Regions from separate parts of the Homo sapiens genome. Here region 2 is linked to region 1. A link is a contact called in ENCODE Hi-C or POLR2A ChIA-PET data. All regions are on one chromosome and are shown on one strand. Each heading gives the region's core, a stretch centred on a gene start or an enhancer-like site at or near the end of the contact. The rest is flanking DNA. Distances are from core to core; before and after follow the strand shown. Region 1 has its middle 38 kb from the start of CARMAL. Region 2 overlaps ABHD2 (abhydrolase domain containing 2, acylglycerol lipase).

The links. A loop is a pair of places that touch in the nucleus more often than their neighbours do. ChIA-PET counts read pairs that join two places held with the same protein, here RNA polymerase II (POLR2A). Pooled maps may share reads with other maps.
Region 2: a pooled map shows a loop between it and region 1 (2.2-fold over the local background). The contact joins two enhancer-like sites. A Hi-C loop is called at or near these places in 1 of 168 maps with a recorded cell type or tissue (endothelial cell of umbilical vein) and 10 of 50 pooled maps. POLR2A ChIA-PET finds 5 or more read pairs at or near these places in 1 of 52 experiments (activated CD4-positive, alpha-beta T cell).

Annotation. Positions count from the first base shown.
Region 1 is chr15:89,001,136-89,003,874 of GRCh38, reverse strand. No RefSeq gene overlaps it. Among named protein-coding and RNA genes, the nearest start is that of CARMAL, 38 kb to the left of the region's middle. RefSeq lists a silencer at 783-1,077 and an enhancer at 1,095-1,706. Within about 2 kb of position 1,377, at least 3 of the 41 ENCODE cell types and tissues checked have a DNase peak (open chromatin) inside an H3K27ac peak, as active enhancers do.
Region 2 is chr15:89,166,400-89,169,099 of GRCh38, reverse strand. All of the region lies in intron 5 of ABHD2 (abhydrolase domain containing 2, acylglycerol lipase), which reads right to left. Among named protein-coding and RNA genes, the nearest start is that of RLBP1, 54 kb to the left of the region's middle. RefSeq lists enhancers at 1,356-1,725, 635-1,834. Within about 2 kb of position 1,284, at least 18 of the 41 ENCODE cell types and tissues checked have a DNase peak (open chromatin) inside an H3K27ac peak, as active enhancers do.

The DNA of each region.
Region 1 (2,739 bases), core at 128-2,627:
GGCGCTTGTGAAAGGAAAATAGAAACTCCGGACCCCAGTTCACTGTGCTGAAAGGGAAAAAAATTAAGCTGAAAGCTGCATCATGCAATCCACTGCCTTTCCTTTTGTTCCTAAGCAGGTAGCTACAGGTAAAAGGTTAGAAATCTCCACAGGTGGCCAGGCGCGGTGGCTCTCGCCTGTCCCTCAATTTGGGAGGCTGAGGCAGGTGAATCACGAGGTCAGGAGATGGAGACCATCCTGGCTAACATGGTGAAACCCCGTCTCTACGAAAAATACAAAAAATTAGCCAGGTGTGGTGGTGGCACACGCCTGTAGTCCCAGCTACTCAGGAGGCTGAGGTATGAGAATTGTTTGAACCTGGGAGGTGGAGGTTGCAGTGAGCTGAGATCGTTCTACTGTACTCCAGCCTGGTGACAGAGCAAGATTCCGTCTCAAAAAAAAAAAAAAAAAAAAAGAAAGAAAGAAAGAAAGGAATCTCCACAGGTAGCTACTGTGTTCACCTTATGTGAAGTCCTGATTACTGAGTGCCAGATGAATACATAATTACATAATTGACTGTCCCCTTCCTTGCTCCTTTTCTCTTGTAACATGTGAATTACTGTGCTGTCTTTTCCCTCCAGCCCACTTTCCCCTTTAAATATTGATACCTTCAAAATCATCTTTGGAGAAAGGCACTGACCTGTCTCTCAGGTGTGTCCTTAACTTTGGCAAAATAAGCTTCTCCATTGATTGAGACCTGTCTTGGATACTTTTTGGTGTACATGCTTAGAGCCTCTGCTCGGAGCTGGCCTGTGTCACCTCCACCATGTTTCATGGGCCATAATCACTCATGTGGCCAGGCCTGACAGGGCAGGAAAGGCACACTCTTTCCCCGGGAGGCACCACACATCTCATGGCTGGTGGGGATAAACAGTCTGCTTCTAGGAAGCGGGGCAGCGGATGACAGAAACCAGAATCTAATCCAATCGCCCACACCTGGTCAACTTTCTTTTCACAACTATAACTGGCCTTTTTAGCAGCATTATTTCATAAATGCAGCTGACAAGAAAGAAAGTCATTTTACACCGTGGAGTCCGTGGTAGAAGACCAGGCACTGGGATGAAAAGGTCAGCGCTGGGGTACAGGGCCCCCCTTTTCAGTTCATTCACGGTGCTCCTGCCGGGGTCAGGGGGTGGCCAAGCCCTCCTCAGGCCACTGGGATTCCCCTCACCTCAGGCTGCCCTCCCTCCCTGAGGTTATGGGTTCAGCCTGTCTGGGACCTTGGTGGTAGGGTTTTTTGGTGGTAGTCAGGCGTTTGCTTTTTTTCTCTAATAAACAAAGCAAGAGGTCAGTGGGATGAGCTGGCCACACTGTCTGAAGCAGGCGGAAGTGCTGTGGTTTCTGGCGACTGTAAACATCTGTGTGCAGGAGGTGGTGTGGGCAGATGTGCTGGCAGAGAGGAGGGCCACTCTGCAGAAGCCCCAGGCTCTGATATCTCTCTCTCCCTTGTTGTTTTGGCAAAAGAATCACATGGTTAAAATAGTAGAAGTTCAGATCAAAAATAGAACTAGATAGCCAGGGGCAGTGGCTCATGCCTGTAGTCCCAGCTACTCAGGAGCCTGAGGCAGGAGGATCATTTGAGCACAGGAGTTAAAGACCAGTCTGCACAACTTAGGGAGACCCTGTCTCTAAAAATAATAATAATAATAATAATAATAATAATAATAATAATAATAATAAAGATATAATCTGTGTACAGCACCCTTGACCCAACTAACTCCATCTTAGAAAAAGACTCCATTTTATATTTCACAGGGCACTTTGCCAACAAGGATAAGATATTTTGCTTAATAAGCAGAAAAAAAAAAAGATAAAGGCTGCATCCAACCAGATAAAGACACAAACAAGCACAACTCTTCCAACTGTCAGTTGTCACCAGAGAACTCTGTGACTCTAAAAGAGCAGGCCTGGCTGGGCACGGTGGCTCACACCTGTAATCTCAGCACTTTGGGAGGCTGAGGCGGATGAATCACGAGGTCAGGAGTTGGAGACCAGCCTGGCCAACATGGTGAAACCTCGCCTCTACTAAAAATACAAAAATTGGCCAGGCATGGTGGTGCATACCTGTAATCCCAGCTACTCAGGAAGCTGAGGCAGGACAATTGCTTGAACCTGAGGTTCCTTGTCTCATGGCCACAGAGATCAAGGATGCGGACACACAAAGAGTGAGGGGTTAAGAGTGGAAATTTAATCAGCAAAAGAAAGAGAATAGCTTTCTACTACAGAGAGGTGTCCTGAAAAAATGGGTTGCTGATCCATGGTGAAATGCAGGGGGGGTTATAGATGAGCTAGTGGGAAGGTGGTGTCTGATCTACATAGGGCATGAAAAACTGGTTGGGACCAAGTGTCCTACATCTGCCACCCACCTGCATAGGGTGTGAATCTCTGGCAGCCCCCACCCAGTCTTTTATTATGCAGGTGGGTTCCCTGCCTGAGCTGCGCCATGTTGCCCATTTCTTTCTTACTGTATACATGCTGACAAAAAACGGGAAGGTGGAGCTTCCACGGTGGACATGCTTGGCCCCCAGGTAGCCCTTTTCTATTGGTGCAGCTGCTGGCAATCCCCCATGCAAGCTTCCAGCTTTCTTATTTATGTTTGCAGCTTGATTTTTCAGGCTGCTCTTTGTTAGGGAAAAAAAATAATAATTTCTTGGGCTGCTTTTTGTTAGGAGAGGAGTTCTGCCAAGGACTCTTTTGCCC
Region 2 (2,700 bases), core at 35-2,534, 170 kb before region 1:
ATTTTTTTGAGACGGTCTCGCTCTGTCTCCCTAGGCTGGAGTACAGTGGCATGATCATGGCTCACTGCAGCCTTGACCTCCCCAAGCTCAAGACGTCCTTCCACCTTAGCCTCTTGAGTAGCTGGGACTATAGGCACATGCCACCAAACCCAGCTAATTTCTGATTTTTTGTAGAGATGGGCGAACTTGCCTGGGAGGTTCCACTATGTTGCCCAGGCTGGTCTCGAACTTCTGAGCTCAAGAGGTCTGCCCACCTTGGCTTCCTTTCCCAAAGTGCTGAGATTACAGGTGTGAGCCACTGCACCCAGCTTTGATTCCTTTTAGACCCATCTATCATTACTCAGGTTTGAGACTAATTATTTGAGACCTAGAGCAGATGTTCAGATGTCATTGGGACAGTTACAAAACTCAGATTTGCTACACTACTGAGGAGCAATTACAGCTAATTGTGTAGGCACTTTGGGAGCCTCAATTTAATTAAATCCAAACACATCTGATCTGGATAAAGGGCCAACCCTGCCTGATGTCAGACAGACTGCTGGATGTTCTGTGAAGAGATGCCACCTCTCCCATGCAAGGGAAGGGCAAAGACATGGTGCCCAGCTCCAGGATCAGCCTTCTGGAAGGTCCTCCTGGGACCTCCCCTGATGTCAGTTACCAAACACCTTTAGTGCCTGGGGCCTCTCCCTGGCCTGTTATTACTAACAGCTACATTAATCTGTTTTTAAATGAGGCTCTATGTATTTAATTCTTATGGGATTAGCACTAGGTAACTATATAATCTTGCTGCCGCTTTTTAAAGTAAGATGAAATCTGAAACACTAGCTGGGCCTTAGACAGATGAGTATTGCACGGCCATTTTGGAAAGGCAACTTGCTGGGAACAGAAAAGACCCCTCACCTTTTTCTCAAGCCCCTACACCTAAAGAAGGACAAGGCAAAGGCTGCCTGAAAGCTATTATTTCAACAGCCACTTCCCCAAATGACACTAGCATGACTAAATAGGCTAAAATACAGGGACTCGAGACTTGGTGTTCCTTGTGGATGGAGACTCTGAGTCATCTCTGTATGTTCCATGCCAGGCCCATGCATGGCATCTGTGGATATGCCACAAAATGTCAGGTGGATAAGAAGGAAGTTTGAATCGTCTGGAATAAAGGCACACAGTACTCGCCAGCATGAGTAAGCAGGGGACATGAAAGAGGTACTTGAATATCTTTCCCACTAAGTTTAGCCTAAGAGAAAAATACAGTTAAGCTAACATGGCTCGCTGACAGGTGGGCGGTTAGGGGCCTAGCAGCCCCTGTCACTTCCATAGTAAAAGTATGTGAGTCATTTCTTAAAGTCAAGGGGAAACTATCTTAAAGCTGAGTCATCCAGGAATACAATAGCTGTAGAAATAAAGTTAAGGCCCCTTTGTGCTATCAAATTAGTTGGCCTTGCCCTTATCTCTGAAATAAGGATTTTAAAAAATGAGTGTTTTCAGCCTTGTTTCCCCAGGTATAGGATGCCTAAAACTGCCCTCTTATGGCTAAAGGTTTAAGTATTCAGATATCATCCTGAAAGTGCAGAACTCACCACTCTTGGCCACTGTTCTGCTTTGGATATGACTCCCTGACACACTTCCTGAAGCTCCTGGCCCCTGGCTCTCAGCAGACGATCTTGCCAGGTGTTTTACTACGATGTCTGAGTTCTGCAAACTCACTACCTTCACTTTCACATTCTCTCTCTCCCTTCACCCATCTCTTCCTCCTCCCTTCCCATTGTGCCCTTCTGCCATTATAAAACTCAACTGTTTAATGCAGAGGCAACACAATTCATAACTATGAATACAATTCAAAATTGAGTCTACACCAATGAAAATGGTAGATATGAGAAGCTTATCGAAACACCTATGTTTATGATCTAATAGAAGATTGTAAGATATTAAGCAGTAAAAACAAAATAGAAGTTCCTTAAAAATCACTGCCTGAAGCTCTTACAGTGAGATGTCTTGGATCATGGGTGATCTCTACAGCATGCTAAAGGTAGGTAACCCTACATCCTAGTCTCTCCAAGAGGGTCCTGGAATGTATTGTTCTGATGCAGTTATTAATAAAGTTATGAATTATTATAACGTTATTAATAAAGTCCCTTTTTACTCTCAAAAGTGTCTCAATTGGAATGTGTAATTAGATGGAGGGAGATGGGGTCTCCCTCCCTTCTAAGACTGAAGTCCCGTCCTCTAAGCAAGACCAAGTTTTCTGACCTTACCTTGAGGTTCCAAAAGATTGTTTGTATATATGTTTGTTTGTTTTAAGAGATAGGGTCTCACTCTGTAGCTCAGGCTGTGCAGTGGCATGATCACAGCTCAGTGTAGCCTTGAACTCCTGGGCACAGCGCTTCTAGAGTAGCCGGGACTACAGACATGAGCCACCATGCCCAGCTAATTTATTTTTATTTTTTGTAGAAATGAGGTCTCACTGTGATTAAAGGTGTGAGCCACTGTACCCAGCCCAAGAGATAATTTTTGTTTTGTTTTTGAGACAGGGTCTCACTCTGTCACCCAGGCTGGAGTGCAGTGGCATGATCACGGTTCACTGCAGCCTTAATCCAAAAGATAGTTTAAAAAACAAAAAAGTTCCTGTATTAAACCCAGTTGGACATTAAAGATTTCCTCCTCCCAGCAAGAGAATTCAATGCTGTGATTTCACGTACTTCC